Regions from separate parts of the Mus musculus genome. Here region 2 is linked to region 1. Evidence: chromatin loops called from intact Hi-C (ENCODE). Cell type or tissue: left cerebral cortex. All regions are shown on one strand. Region 1 holds the start of Mboat2 (membrane bound O-acyltransferase domain containing 2). Region 2 overlaps Mboat2 (membrane bound O-acyltransferase domain containing 2).

The links. A loop is a pair of places that touch in the nucleus more often than their neighbours do. Peaks named below come from ENCODE experiments on the same cell type or tissue, not always from the same donor. Only the 100,000 strongest peaks of a DNase experiment are listed, where the experiment ranks them.
Region 2: a loop joins it to region 1, with 2.8 times the contacts of the local background. A loop is called at or near these places in 2 of 42 quality-filtered maps.

The regions. Positions count from the first base shown.
Region 1 is chr12:24,827,107-24,835,106 of GRCm38, forward strand. It overlaps Mboat2 (membrane bound O-acyltransferase domain containing 2), which reads left to right and starts at 4,493. Exons shown (of 13, transcript NM_026037.3): 1 at 4,493-4,668. The coding sequence starts at 4,594. It overlaps 2900060N12Rik (RIKEN cDNA 2900060N12 gene), which reads right to left and starts at 4,211. Exons shown (of 3, transcript NR_166876.1): 1 at 3,714-4,211. In left cerebral cortex, a CTCF peak has its summit at 4,191; DNase peaks (open chromatin) are centred at 2,573, 3,292, 3,431, 3,773 and 2 more places; H3K4me3 peaks cover 3,127 bases; H3K27ac peaks cover 2,522 bases.
Region 2 is chr12:24,922,699-24,930,698 of GRCm38, forward strand. Mboat2 (membrane bound O-acyltransferase domain containing 2) reads left to right here. Exons shown (of 13, transcript NM_026037.3): 4 at 1,501-1,596. Among named protein-coding and RNA genes, the nearest start is that of Kidins220, 48 kb to the right of the region's middle. In left cerebral cortex, no CTCF peak of the experiment used is centred here; DNase peaks (open chromatin) are centred at 3,979, 5,572 and 6,549; H3K27ac peaks cover 1,815 bases.

The DNA of each region.
Region 1 (8,000 bases):
AGAGCCAGGACCTTTGCTGCATGGGACATCTCTTGTTCAGTCTTCCTTTGTTATTTCATAATTGCAGGATATTAGGTCTTAGAGGTTAACGTTCCCAGGTTAAGCTTACTGTGAGTGCTAAAGGGTGCCATCCAGTTAGCCAACCTTATTATGTACGTAGTTTAACGGCATTCATCTTGAAGTGATTCCAGGATATATAGAGTATAAAATACGCAAAATAATTGCCCAAGAGCTCCACTTTCATGACACATACCATTTTTATACAACAAAAGCAGCTTGGCAGATTATTCATTTCTTCTGAATGGTTTATTCAAAGTTAAAAATAAGTTGAGAAGGGAACATTTTATTGTAGCAATCTTTAATTATCATAGCCATTTCCATTTTCAGAGGCAAGGGCAAGGGAACACTGCTACCCTGTCACTTGTCACCCAAAAAACGCTGCTTGGTACTTCGGCTTTGGCTGAAGTTAGTAACCCTAGTTAAAGATGTGATTTCTATTTTAAGTCCTCTTTACCACTTGAAGTTATTTTTAGAGTTAAAATAATAGTAATATCTTTAAAAATCCAGTCTATTATTAATTCCAAGCTCACAATCACTCTTTACTATTGTAAAGTAGGACAGTTAGCATTATTTACCCTTAACAATGGGAAGCTTAGGGCAGAAAAAGAACTTAAGTGAACTTCTAAAATTCACAGCTATTTGCTGTAATATTTAGGAATAAATTTTAGGTCCTTTGTCTGCCAACTAAGCTTCTGTGTCTTCTAGAAGGAACATTGTGTGTGTGTGTGTGTGTGTGTGTGTGTGTGTGTGTGTGTGTGTGTTTTAACATTAAAAACTGACCTAACCTGGTACTTTGTATTACTCTACTGTCTCATATACATGATGATTTTGCCTTTTGATTATAAGTACCATTTATTTATTTATTTTACAACATCCACACAGTTCCCTGAACACAGTAAGACAGCACTCAATAAATGATTTTAAGAGTTAGGGACATGGGGATTGCTGTCATAGGTTGGCTAGCTGAGGCAGGACAATGAAGAATTACATATAATTCATTCAGTTCTCTCTCATTTAAAGGCTCCTAGTCAAATTAGCAGATACTAGTGGGGAGGCCTCTATCCACTTTATATTCTCATCACTGGTTCTTAACTCAAAATGTTAACTCAACAATCTACTTCCTTATTAAAGACATAAAGATGGAGTATTTTAAAATTTAAGGTGTAGTTGACAAAATATCTGTATTTATAGTATATCACATGATGTCTTAATACATGTATATAGTGAAACTCAGTTAAATCCAGATGCAATAGTTTCATAGGAGAGAAACATTTTTCATTTTTAGAATTACATTAAATTTCTTGAATGGTTAATTTAATACATCAACTTCACTGGGTTGATGAAGGACTGGACAGATAGTAAAATAGTATTTCTGAATGTGTCTATAAGGATGTTTATAGAAAAGATTATTTTTTGAATTGGTAGACTGTGTAAGGAAAATTGCTTTCTTCAGTGTGGGTGGTATCATGATTGAACTGAAAACAAAACAAAACAAAACAAAACAAACCCTCAAAGGTAGAGGAAGAAAAATCTGTTTAAGCTGGGACATCCATATCAACAATTGTGTCAACACTGGTGCAGCTGTCGTTCAGATTCTGAGGGAGTAACAGCTCTTCTGGTCATTAGGCCTTTAGATTTGGACTGGACCTATATACCACGTGCGCTCCTGACTGCTTTGCATAAGGCTTCTATGTCTTTATCATCTCAAGCCAGTTCCTTATAACATACTTTCTTCTATATCTTTTTGTAGATCCTGATTGGTCTATTTTTCTGGAGAATTCTGACTAATGTGGTTGTTTCTAAATGTTACAATGTAACACAGTTGTAAGCTTTTTGTACACAATATTATTACTTCTTTTCTTATATAAGGAAAGTGAGGTTAAAAAGGCTCCAAAATTGGCTAGTAAGTAGTGAAGACAGAAAACAAAACAAAACAAAAACCAACCAACCAACCAACCAAACAAACAAAAAAACCCCAACCAAAACCAAGATCTCCTGACTCTAAAATCTAAGCTATTATTATAGGCCAAGATACTTGACCTATACTCTGACATAAAATTTCTCAGATGGCTCAAATCTTTCCCATTCTAGATGTTAAAATAAATAATTTCATAAAGTTATAACAGGCACCTAAAAGACAGTTTCTGCTAAAAAGTACTTATCTCTCACTTGGGCTGACACAAGGAAACCAAAAGCAGGAGGAAAGCCTGGCACCTCTGCCTTCATTTTTAAAATCTGGCTCCTTTACTTGGGGTCAGAAACCTACTTAACGCTACAGGAAAGGATGCTAATCATTCAGAGAATATCTAAAAACGGGCAACAATTACTTCATCTCCACTCAAGGCTGAAGGCACAATAAACTGTCAACTTTTACAACGTCTCGTTCCAGACCTCCTAAAAAGTGTCCGACTGTCTCCAGTCCTAGTCCTAATCCTCCATAGGCATTACTGACTCCAGGAACACAGAGCCTAGCAGACAGTTCATCCCATGACATCACCCTAAAGTGACCTGATTGTCCCACCAAGCAATAAGGCCAGGGGATGACAGGTTAACACCAGAGTCAGGTCTCTATTAAAGGAGTCACCCTCAATAAAAACTATGTTCTGTCTTTTTCTAAAAGAATAATCTGGCCTCACAGAATTCCTTTGGTAGACAGTATTTGTTCTAGGATTGTATCTTATGCTGCCTACTTTAGGTTGCAATATGTTTCTAACACCCACTTTTTAAGGTTTTAAAATGGTATTTTAATTTTTCCCTTCAGTTTATATGTTCAGCCACCTGTACACTTTCTCAACACGTCCCTAAAGGGGGGGGGGGGAGGAGACAGAGACAAAGAGGTCCTCGATCCAAGGTTATATTAATAGAGAGGTCCAGACTTGGGACTATTTTAGGAAGTAGATTATTGGACAGGTTTGATTTCTAATTGGTCCCAGCTAGTTGGAACACAATATTAAGAGTGAAAGATCTCAATTATTTTCTCCCCATCCTCTAAAAGACTACCTTACTAGGACTCAGCTGTTCACCCAGAGAATATTAGCAGCAAGAGACTATCCCAACTAAATTCAATAACCCCCTTTTCAGAGAGAGCTGAGTCCACAGCCAGGTTTCCTGAAGCACTACTTGCCCGCTCTTACTACTGAAGCCTCTAGAGTGGTCCTTGAGGAAGTGCTGTACCTAGTAGTTGATGGCTATTCTGGAGTGGGTGTTAAACCTGAGAATGAAGAGGGCCTTGTCTTTAAGAGGTCAAAACTGGGGCTAAATTAGTTGGATCTCAGGCCCCCCCCCCCCCCACACACTGTTATTTAGCTCTTGGTTAAGTTATGTAATTTTTCTGGAATTCAATTTCCTTGCTAGATTGAGGGTGGTTACAATACCTGCCTCACATGGTTGTTGTGGGGACTCACATAAGTCTACCTTTAAAAGCAGTGTTAGCAGCACATTTAAACCCCCGCCCCCCTTTAAATATTAGTTTCCAAATCCTTGGATTTTGAGAGGACGATGCTGGCATTTTCCAGGTGTTCCCATGGCTAGTTTAAAGGGTAAGAGATCACATTTGTAGGGCTGACACACTAACTGCCCTCCTGGAATGGAGGTGTGGACACAGCAGAATTCACATCTGGCAGAGAGGCTCGCAGGCACGAAGGGATGCTTACCAGCAGCCTTTCCTTTGAGGAGGCGGGGCCTTTACATGCCGGCCGCTGGCTACCCAGGCTTTCCCTCGGGCGCTGCCCAGGTCCGACCTGTTTCCCTCTCAGCTGGATGCGCGGTGAGGGCATCGTCCCAGCGCGGCCGATCAGGCCCAGGTGGGCGGCGGGTGAGGTAGGACCACCCGGCTTTCCGCAAGTTTGGGCAGCCCAGGAGACAAAGGCACTTTCTGCTTTGGGGTTCTTGTAGCGCGTCTCCCTGAAGCTCCCAGCCCCCTACCTTTGTTCCCAACTTCCCCCGGCGCTGCAACTCTTTGTCTGGCCGCCACCCCGAGCCCCTTTGTTGTCCACCGTCACTGCCAGTGAGGGGTGGGGACGGCGCCCACCATTCCTGAGAAAGGAAGTGAGCAGAGGCGGAGGCAAAGCCGCCCTCACACGCCCCCACCAGCTAGCCTGACTCTCGGTCGCCCTCGGGCGACAGCCATGGTCGAGCCTCAGCCCCTCGCTGGGGTCCTCAGCACGGAGGAGGGGCGCGGCGAGGCCAGCGTCCTCTGATTGGCTGTGGGAGTCGGGGCGCCGCGACGCCATTGGACCGCGGAGCTGTCTGGCGCACGAGTGCGCGAGGTGGGGAGGGGGCTCTGGAAGCTGCTGGAAATCGGGCCGCCCGGCGGCGTGAGGGGGCCGCGCGGCTGGGTGGGCGGGGCGCCCAGCAGTGGGCGGGGCCACTAACTCCGCCCACTGCCCCTCCCCGCGCGGCTGCTCCGACCGCGGGCGGCCGAGGGGCGGGCGCGCCGCTGCATCCCCATCCTCGGCGTAGCTCGGCACAGAGCGAGCAAGCAAGCAAGCGGCGCCTGGCCGGAGCGAGCGGACGCAGCGCCGAGGCCCGGCCATGGCCACCACCAGCACCACGGGCTCCACCCTGCTGCAGCCCCTCAGCAACGCCGTGCAACTGCCCATCGATCAGGTACCGGCGTCCGGGGCGTCGTGCCCTGGCCGCCTCTGCCGGCCGCGGTGCCACCCGGGCGGGAGCAGGGTGGGGGCTGGGGCCGGGACCGCCGTGCCCGGCGCCCGGCGGGGCGGGGGCGCGCGGCTGGCCTTGTCCCCTCGGCTGTCGCTCCGGCTGGTGCCTCTGTGCCCACCCAGCCTCCCATCGCCGCCCGGGCGGGGGTGGGCGCGGGCGGAGGCTCGGCGACAGCCCGCCGGGGAGGGCTAGACAGACGTGCGCGCGTGCATGCTGTCGCTGCCGGGCCACCGGGCGTCGGACCCGGGAGTCCCGGGACCGGTGGACCTGGCACTGCTGCGGGTTATCGGGAGACTAAGAATGGTTTGGGTGCCGAGTGCCCAGGACACGGCGTGGATGGACGAGGCTTAAGCTCTTCTGCACTTGGGGACAGTTTGCATTGAAGTGTGGCTCAATAGACGGAGAGGCAACAGTTTGGGGGAAGACAGGTTATGAAGAGAAGTCAACGTGACTTCACGATGCTAGGGTTTCTGGTGAAAAAGTTGCAGCTGTGGATAGGAGCAGCCATCCTACCCCCTCACCCTACCCCCAGAGAAGCTTTTGACACTAGGGAAGGCTGGCATTTAAATGAGGCCAGTCGAATTTGATTGTTTAAAGGGCCTCAGGATTACTGAAATAAACAGCATTGGGATGGAGAAAGCAGCGCCATTTTTATTGAGCAAAGGAACTTTGGAAGTATGTCCTGAGAAAGGTCTGGGAAAGTTGTTGGTGGGGTATGGTTAGATAGCTGGTCTAGCTCCAGTACTGAAGGAAATTGACTTTGGAAATTCAGCCTAACATTATTTCTGATCTGGAGGTGTTTGCACTTCCAAGGGCTATGGGCTCAGCTTGAGTAGCTGCTAGTGGTATCTTAAGGTTTGCATGTAAAACACAAGATTCCTCTCTGGACTTGAGCTGGAGGTGACACCTGAGCTGAACACTGTGTGCTCCAGGCTTTGTGCTTCACTGTTTAAAATAAAATATACTGAGTTACCTCAAAGGAGGGTTAAACCGTCCTGCTCAGTGTTCTGATCTGACTTCTTTCCTTTATTCCTCTCATAACTTTTCGATTAATAGTGAAATACCTGTTCTCCACACAGCTTACACAGCGGTTGTGGTGTGTGTCATGCTAATAGATTATAAGAGTGCCCCAAGTGGAATGATTCCTTTAATTCACAGAATTAGTCTTTGTTTATTAAGTTGATAATAATCAAAGGCTTTGGATACTCTCAGTTCTGTGGAGGAGTCTCACTATTTCCTAAGTGGAATCATGGCACCTGACCTCTAGGTGTGTGTTACACTTCTGACTTCAATAGGTTGTTCCCAGCCTACCAGTGCAGGTAGGGCAGGATCTTCTTGCTAATGAGAAACGTGTGTGTGTGTGTGTGTGTGTGTGTGTGTGTGTGTGTGTGTGTCCTTTACCTTTTTATTCTTTTGGTGAGGCAAATGATTGTGTATTCTCTCTGCCATAGCCCTATTAAGCTAATTCTTTTAAACTTCTATAAAGGATCATAACTTTTAAAAGTAATCTAATATCAATAAGCTCCTTTAAACATCTCAGCAGTCCAGAGAAAGTTCTTTGTGGAACTGAAGTGAGCAAGCAATCCAGGGAAGGTGACCTGAGTTAAGACTGACTTTATCAGCTAGAGGTCTTGTCTCTTGTGTCTTAGATAATCTGCATCTTCTGGTATACGCTTGAAGTCTGTAGAGCCCGAGTTTATATGGCCATTTGTGTAAGACAGTTGTTTGCTCTGTGATAAGCAAGTCTTAGGAATATTGGGTTAATCCATACAATCTGTACTTTTCACAGCAATAATTATTTCTGTGAATACCAAAGAATCTTCATGATGATACTCTTGGAGTAGTTAACATTGTAAAATTAGACAGACATTTTAGAATTAAGCCAATCAGAAACATTTCCTAACACATGAACAGTTGAATCCATGTTGAAAGAAAGCCTAAGACTTGGCTGTAGTCAAATAATGTAATTCTATAGGAAAGAAAAAAGACAAGCCAGGAAGTTTATAACTTGCTATGTGTTCACTTGGTGTGTGCCAATTTACACTGTTTAGAAAAATTAGGAAATTATAAAAGCAGTTGTTTTAGGAAGTAATAAAATGTGAACTTTTTACTATTGTATTGACTTGGCACACTGAGAACCTAGTGCCCTTGCTGCTGAAGTAACAGGAGGAAGAAGTGTGCTGTCAGGCAAAGCAAAGGAACTGGAGATCTTGCCTTAGGCTGGAGAATCTTTATCTTTGCTAAGAATTACAGAGTGACCTTGAAGTAGCTGAAGTGGTGCTCTGTAGTCTTTAAATGAAATTAAAGCATGAAATAGTGGTATCTGGGAGATTATGAGATCTTTAAGATAGGAAGTACCTGGCCCCCCGGCGTTTTGCTCTTTAGGGCCTGTTTTCCAAGTGACTTCCTTCCTAGTATAATTCTGAAGGTCTGTAGAAAGGAATGTGTGGAGGTGTGGTTTGAGAGAGGAGCCATCTTGAGGACCAGTTGTGCCAAAGAAAAGGAGCAATTGTGTGAGTCCCAGGCGAGATCAGGTGTCTCCATATCACGGGGCTTCTGTTCCTTATAAGTTGCTGATGTGGGGTTTTAGACTCCAGAGCAAGTACCAAAATGAAACTAAGAATAATGTCACTGATGATCAACCTATATATATATTTTTTTCTTGTTTCTTTTTCTTTCTTTCTTTCTTTCTTTCTTTCTTTCTTTCTTTCTTTCTTTCTTTCTTTCTTTCTTTCTTTCTTTCTTTCTTTCTTTCTTTCTTTCTTTCTTTCTTTCTTTCTTTCTTTCTTTCTTTCTTTCTTTCTTTCTTTCTTTCTTTCTTTCTTTCTTTCTTTTTTTTTTTGAGACAGGGTTTCTCTGTATAGCCCTGGCAGTCCTGGAACTCACTTTGTAGACCAGGCTAGCCTCGAACTCAGAAATCCACCTGCCTCTGCCTCCCAAGTGCTGGGATTAAATGCGTGCACCACCACGCCCGGCAACCTATATATTTTTTTCTTTTTTTTTCTTTTTTTTTTAAAGATTTATTTATTTATTATATGTAAGTATACTGTAGTTGTCTTCAGACACACCAGAAGAGGGTGTCAGATTTCGTTATGGATGGTTGTGAGCCACCATGTGGTTGCTGGGATTTGAACTCCAGACTTTTGGAAGAGCAGTCAGTGCTCTTAACCGCTGAGCCATCTCACCAGCCCCCTATATATTTTTTTCAACATCTTATATTATCTATTACATTTGCTTGGCCTTGCTCTGAGTTATCATGAGATTGCTTTCTAGTT
Region 2 (8,000 bases), 96 kb after region 1:
TTTAGCATGCAATAATTTTTTTCTCTTTTTTCTTTTTCAACCCCTCCCTCCCTCTCTCTCTCTCTCTCTCTTTCTTTCTTTCTTTCTTTCTTTCTTTCTTTCTTTCTTTCTTTCTTTCTTTCTTTCTTTCTTTCTTTCTTTCTTTCTTTCTTTCTTTCTTTCTTTCAAGACAGGGTCTCTATTTAACCCTGGTTGTCCTGGAACTTGCTAGTTAGACCAGTCTGAACTCGAGTTCACAGCGACTCACTTGCCTTCTGTTCCTGCAAGCTGACATTAAATGGACTTGCCACTACACTCAGTCCCCCCACCCCCTTTCCTTTTTTTCATAGCTTTAAAGAAGTAAGTTATAAATCCACCCATTCACCTCCATGAGAAGCTTAAGACTGAGTTTAGCTAAAAAAGATAACTTTTCCCTTCGATTGCTTCTGGAACGAGTGTTTAGAAAACCCTCTGGTTTGAGAGCTGCATCTGACCATTTAGTCATAATTCCCACTTGTTATGGTTTCATATTTGACTATTTAATCCCTCTAGAGTTGTTTTCCCATGAGATAAAGGCCTAGCTTCCTCTCTCCAGCCCTACTTTTTGGTTAGTAGTGCATCTGTTTCCTGAGAGTGGGACCTGCCATTGCAGCCTTTGTCCCGTGTGGTGTTACATCCTCTAGGATATGTTTTTTTGTTTGTTTGTTTGTTTCTTTTTTTTTTCATTAATGAGTAAACTCATTTTCCATACTGTGTTTAGTTGTAATTCCATCTCACATCTTTAAGTTTATTAAAGTCACTAGCTGGTTGTAGGTGAGAGCCCCTCATCCACTCACTATAAAGGTCATGATTTTAGACTGCTGAGGGCATATTTAAAAAATCAGATTAAATTGCTAGAAAGCATAAGGCCAGAAGTCACATTCCCCAGAACCCATAAATACTGTGTGGGCATGGTATTGGCTCACCTAAAATTCAGCCACAGCAGGCAGGGAATCCCAGACCAAGCTGTCTTGCAAGACTAGCCATATCGGAGTGAGGTGTGGATGTGATGGAGGGACCATGCCACCACGAGGAAGGAAGGAAGAAGGATGGGGGAAGATGACTCCAGCTCTGATCTTAGTGTCTCTAAGCACTCGAACACACTAGTGTCTGCACACATGCAAAAGCATGCACACATGTATGACATAAATGGGGGAAATCTAGCTAAGAATCGTGTAATGTATATGGAAGCAGGGGCTGAGGAATTAAAGCTGTCACCAGTAATCACATTTTTTATGTTCATGGCTTTCACTTGTCTTAATTTTGTGTGTGTGTCTGTCTTTCAGAATAAGATTGAAGAGCAGCCGTGGTCAGTTTCATCTTCAGTTTGTCCCCCATATTAGGAAAGAGTTCTCATAACCTGTTATTTGTAGGGTAGACTTACTGTTTGACTGTTGAACCATGTGAAGTAGTGCATTTCTTGACAATGTACCGTTAAGAAGATGAGCATCCCCACTAATGCGGCTTATCTTTGTTTTGCAGATGTTGCTTTGTGTTTGCTTTGGGATACCTCTCAGTGTGTCAGATTACTAGAGTCTATATCTTTGATTATGGACAATATTCTGCTGATTTTTCAGGGTAAGATTAAAACTTGATTCAGTGACCTCTTTTATCTATTCTAACATAGTGGTTAAAAATACAGACTATAATTTCATTTAGTACGTCCAATGGAAAGCTGTTAAACATTTGTAATACTGAATAAGTCACAGAGATAACCTGAGCCTTTAAATTGCCTTGTATAAACGTTCTAAATATAGAGCAGTTAGACTCTTAACATGGCATTGTGGGATTGAAAGAAGTTTTTTAATCTAATAGGAATTTTTGCAAGCATTTATAAGTATTGAAGGCCACCCCCCTCCACCAGGTACTTTCTCTCTATTTAGCCCTCTCTCCTTCCTTTCTCTCCTTCCCTCCCTGCTCCCCTCCCTCCGGGGAGTAGTGGAACTCACTTCTGGCCTTTGTTTCTTCAGAGAGAATGCATTTCCCCCTTGGCACTGAGCAGCCTCCTTATCCTGTGAGGAAGGCAAAGGAGCACTGGGAGATAAGTGCAGTACCAGCTCCTGTCTTTGTAAAGAAACATGGGTCCTGCCGTGCGGGGTTCAGGTGGGCATCAGGACACTTCACACTTTACCTCACACCCCCGCAGCTTTCTCCCCTGAAGGAGAGGGGTTGCCTTTTCCAGTCTTGAGCCATCTGGGAAGTATCAAAATGCATAAAACATACAATTTGAAGATAAGCAAGTTAGGAAAGAAATCATATTTCTGGTGATAGAAATTGGCCAAGTTATTTGAGAAAAATTACCTGTAAAAGGGAGAATTTTAAAGGATAGAGTGTCTTTTCCTCCCTTATTCCTTCCTTCCTTACTCTATGTAAGGTAGATTTTATTATATTGATTTTAAAAATAAGCTCGAATGAAAGCAAGTTGTGTCCCCAAATAAGAAACAACACCAAGCCAAAACAGATGACATATGTGAAAGAAGAAAGGAAGAAAAAGGAAAGATAGAGAAACACTGGGCAGAAGTAGAGTGCAGGGATGAGGACCAGAGCAGCAGCTCATCTCTAAACACAGATGTTCCTACAGCATCAGCACATAGTGGGCTCGCTGTGAATCAGCACATAGTGGGCTCGCTGTGAATCAGAGGGAGTGGCCCAGCTCCCATGTTGTCACCATGGTGGGGTGAGGTTGGGAACCAGCTATGAACCAACCGATCAGAGTCTCTAGAAAGCGGACCCATGCTAAGAATAGCCGCTGAAAGCTGGCCATGCCAGACAGTAAATATTCACCCAGAGCTATGGATCCCAGCACCCAGGTTCTGTCTGCAGGTCCCAGGCATGTCAAGCAGTGAGAACCCTGAATCCTCCAGTCTGGGTGTCCCTATTCACTCCATATAAAGAGAGTTCCTTTCTCTCTCTTTTTAACTCTAGTACTTTAACCTAACCAAACTGATTGGGTTTTAGACCCTTCTGGGTCAGTATTAGTAGACGTCCTTGGGACTCGGACCTCACAGGACCCTCACAGTTGTTACTGTTTCACCTCCCTTATCTGCTACTCCAAACCCTTGCTACTTTCTACTCCCTTTACATAACATCTTTCTAGGCTATGTAGCACTCATAGGCTGTTGTCAAAACAACTGCCTTCACGGTGGATTAACATAAAGGTTTATTCTCACATTACAGTCCATCGGGGAGGGAGCCTCTGCTTCCCAGGCTGTGAGGAAGGAGGATGGGGGGGAGTAATGGGCCAGATCAGAGAGGGGGGAGGGGGAGGGGGAGGGTAATGATTTTTTCAAAGTTATTTATGATGTGACTTCAGCAGTATTTTGTTGAAATTGATAAATATTTCTGTATAATTTTAAATGTCTATAGGAAAAAAAACGGTGTAGCATTTTTAAGGTAGACCACCTGTTTATAATAATCCCAGTTAAGAGAATCATTTTTAACCACTGGAGGAAGCATTTGACCATGATTAGTAAACTAATAGAGATTGGATACAGAATTGAGCTAAGTGAAGCAAGCTTCCCCAGGCAGCTCGCAGCCAAAGAACTTGTTCTTTTTTTTTTCTTTAACCTGTTCACTTTTCACTTTACGTCCTGCTCACTGCCCCCTTCCTAGTAACCCCCTTCCCACGACCCTTTCCCCCATTTTGCCCTCTCCTTCTCCTCTTTTTAAAGTGGACCTCCTAGAAAAGAGCAGCCTATAGGCCAGTGCTCCCTGGTAAGGGACAAGGGGAGGGGACAGCAGGGGGTAGAAGAAGGGCCATCCTGTAGATTAGGACAAGTGTCATTGCTCTTCAAAGTGTGAGTGTCTGGAGGAAGCACAAGAAAGGGAGGCCTGGGCTCTTGCTGAGGAATTACGTTTTCATCTCTTGAATGAGACTAGAAGAGGGATGATGGAGTGGGATGAAGATGGAGTGGGAGAGTGGAGGGAGGCGAGAGAGAGTGGGTGAGTGTGTGTGTATATGTACAGATCCTTGTATAATGTTAGGTTCAGGATTTCTTCTGATAAAAGACTGTCCTATTATTAGAAGTTTCTAGTTGCAGAAAAGTTAGAAAGCCACTGAAGTCGTGAGGTCTCGCCTCAGCTTTAGAAACGCGATGCAAGAAAAGTAGGAAATGATTAGTATCTCTGTTGGAAATAACTTAAAGATGTAATAGGAAAAAAAGAAGAGCCTCTTTCAAAAGCAGCTGTGAAATGCCCAGGAATGTGTCTGAGATGAAATGGACTGGGCCTTGAAGATAGCTGTAAAATCTCACTTAGAGATCTGAACTTGAGAAACAGCCTGCCTGTATAAATACAGTGTTACCAGTAAGAAAGTGGATATGCAGAGTTGGTAACAAAAGTTTTATCTTATTGTGCTGAGGGTCATCACACAAAGTTCACAACTATGATCCTAAGCCTGTCTCCCCAGGTCTGCTCACATCTCAGCTGAAGGTCAGGTCCAGTATCTGACAGAAGGCTCTGATTTAAGTCAGGAGCCTAGGTGAGACTCTAGCCACAGGGCAGATCAAGGTGGGGTCTCTACACGTGTGCAGAGCGTTGCTCTTGGTCTCTGCTTGTATACTGTCCAGTGGACATCATGGGCCTGCATCTGGTTACCTTGAGTGAGTGATGTCACTGGGTTTGGGTTATCAGATACATCCTTGGGTAGTTGGACTCCTGACTAAGCTATTTTTATGTGTCTTAAAGGCATTTCTTACTATGCTTGTCCAAGATAGCCAAACCTACTAATTCTTCTCAAGTTATACTGGTACCTTAATGCAGTCATTTGCCTAGAGATGCTGAGTGTAGACTAAGTTTATAATCCCAATGACAATCCCCATGGGACACAGAGGCAGGAGGGTGGTCATAGGTTTGAGACCAGCATGGTCTACATAGCAAGTTCTAGGCCAGCTAGGGTACAGTAAGACCCTAAAAAGCCAACTCACAATGAAGTACAACCAAAAGAATAAATGCTTGAGAGCAGTGATCACCCTCCTCAGACAGCAAGGAGACCGCTTAGGCAATCGGGATAGATACTAGAAATAAGAAGAGCGCAGCAAGGCCAATGAGATGGCTCAGTGGGTAAAGGTGCTTGCTGCCAAGGCTGATGGCCTGGGTTTGATTCTCAGGGCCCACATGGGAGAATGAGATGCAGCTCCGATGCGCTGCCTCTAAGCCGATCTGCATGCCCTCCATCCCAATAAGTAAATACAGAAAATATGCAGAAGAGCAGTTGTGGGATCATAACTCAGTGGGGACATCCTGGCTTATTTCTTTAAATAACTATATTGGGCATTTGTGACGTGAAGAGGAAAGAAAGCCCTTGCCTCTTGTGAATGAATAAATTGCAGGAGGCAAGAACCGTGTTCTCGCTGGAATCAGATCTGTGTTGCTAAAAGGATCGCTCAATGTGTCCACCGCAAAACAGACACACAAGGGGGTGCGTGTGGAATAATTCCCATTCAAATCGAAGGCTGTGTCTTACAGCGAGGCATATAATATCAGCTGCTGAGTGGGTGTTGGCCTGCCAGCTGGTCTCCTGTGTCCCCTGGCTAAGGCTGACTGAGCATGCCCAATGCGTTTGGTAGGGCTTTTGTGGAAGCCTGTTCTTTTCGAGCAGAGGCAGGGACAGACGTGGCCTAAACGCTGCAGGTGTGATTGCCATTTTTGCCTCCCCATCTTGAGAAGCCTTATTGGAGTCCAGAGTCTAATTTTAGACATGTTTTTGTGTTCTGTGGAATGAGTCATGAAGGCCGCTAGCTGTTCTTTATAATCCTCCTCACACGGTGCCCAGTAACTGTGTGTAAATAGGGTGATGTGGAATAATCAGCCACGGGGGACTTTGCACCTCCAGCTCTGGGGGGGTCTTCCTGGGGGAGTGTCTCCCAGCCCTTGACCTACATTGGACTACAGGAAGCATCCTGTCTTGCTGCTCCTGCATTTGTCACCACAGGAGTAAACAAACTAGAGCCGCGGGGACTCTGTTGGCTGCTCCCTGCCCCGCCTGAGCTGAGTGGATTCTGGGGGCAGCATGGTAGAACGTATCAGGATCACCTCCTTCACTCCGGTCTGCAGACCCTGCCTGAATTGCTCCAGCCAGCATCCAGGCCACTCTCCTCTGCACCTTCTTCTCTCTGCACCTTGTTCTCCTGTGCCTTCTTCCTTTACCCTCCTGTTTGGAGCACCCTTGTTCAGACTTGGAGCATCTGCTTGTTCAAACCCCAGAGGAAATGATTGGGGTCTTCTCTCTCGGCTCTCTGAAGTCTCTGTCATCTAGACATTTATTCAAATATCACTCATTAAGGTAGCTGCGATAACTCCCCTTTATCCATGGGAGCTGGTTTAAACCACAGGGGACTCCACGTATCATGGCAATTAATCCTGTTTGTACTGTTTTTCTGTGTACACATAGCCACAGTAAGCCTGCACATTCACAGAAAGAAGCTGCTTCCCTTTGGCATGGCCGAGCCACTGTGTTTCCACTTCAGGGCTCTTGTTAAGTGCTACCCAGGCCCGGGCACTCGGGTACTGCGACAGTTGCTCTGATGGCTGAGACGGCTTCTACAGGGCTGATGGGTAACAGCATACTCAGCAGGGTGGGCCGGAGAAATAGTGATTTGTGACCACAGTGGAACAGAATGGAATCCACAAGGTGCTACTCACAGAAGCATAAAATGTAAAACAGGGGAGTGTTTCCAGAATTTTTCATTTTATGTGTTCAGACTGTGGTTGGCTGGAGACCATAAAAACTATGGAAAGCAAAACCGTGTGTGTGTATGTGTGTGTTGTGTATATGTGTGTGTGTGTGTTGTGTGTATGTGTGTGTGTTGTGTATATGTGTGTGTGGTGTGTGTGTATGAGCATGTGTGTGTATGTGTGTGTTGTGTGTGTGTATGTGTTGTGTGTGTATGTGTGTGTGTGGTGTGTGTGTGTATGAGCATGTGTGTGTGTTGTGTATATGTGTGTGTTGTGTATATGTGTGTTTTATGTGTGTATGAGCATGTGTGTGTATGTGTGTTGTGTGTGTGTGTTGTGTATATGTGTGTTTTGTGTGTGTATGAGCATGTGTGTGTATGTGTGTTGTGTGTGTGTATGTGTGTATATGTATGTGTGTGTATGTGTGTTGTGTGTCTGTATGAGCACATGTGTGTATGTGTGTGTATATGTGTGTGTATGAGCACATGTGTGTATGTGTGTGTATATGTGTGTTGTGTGTATATGTGTGTGTGTTGTGTGTGTGTACGAGCACATGTGTGTATGTGTGTGTATGTGTGTGTGTGTGAGTGTGTGTATGTCTGTGCACACCTGTGTATCTCTTGGTCCTGGCAGGAAGCATCTTCAGAAACAACACTTCCCATTTGGTTATTGTGCCCCTTCAACACCTTGTGCCTGAAGCAGTCTTCATATTTGGTAGGTGACGGTGTGACTGCATGACTGTGAGAGAGGTTCAGCTTTTGGAGGGCTGTGCTGTGTCTCAGGTGCTGTGTAAGGGACTGGCGATGTTACTTTATTTAATCCACATGGTTGTCACTATCCTTTCCACATTAGAGTCAGTACCTGCCTTGAGAAATATTAAAGAGTTCCCCCTTCCACTGCCACGGTAGAGGGCAGTCAGGATTTATGGGTTTGAAATTTTTAATTATGTTCTGTTAATTTGTGTGTGTGTGTGCACATGTTCGTGTGTGCATACATGTGCATGAACGTTAGAGAAGTACAGATTACAGATGGCAGGAGTCAGTTCTCTCCTCCTCCATGTGGGACCTGGGAACCAAACTCAGGGCATTAGACTTGGTGGCAGATTAACCACTGAGCCAAGTTGCTGGCCCATTTTGTGAATTTTGCTCCATATAGCCAGCTGGCTTGTTCCCCATGTTCCAATCCATTGTCTAATCAGCATCTTGCATAAAACACACTCAGTGTAGACTCCTGGATCTCTCACCTGTTGCTCTGGTGTCCCTTACCCTTGTCAGGAACCTTGGTAGCATCTGGTCTGAAACCCTGCC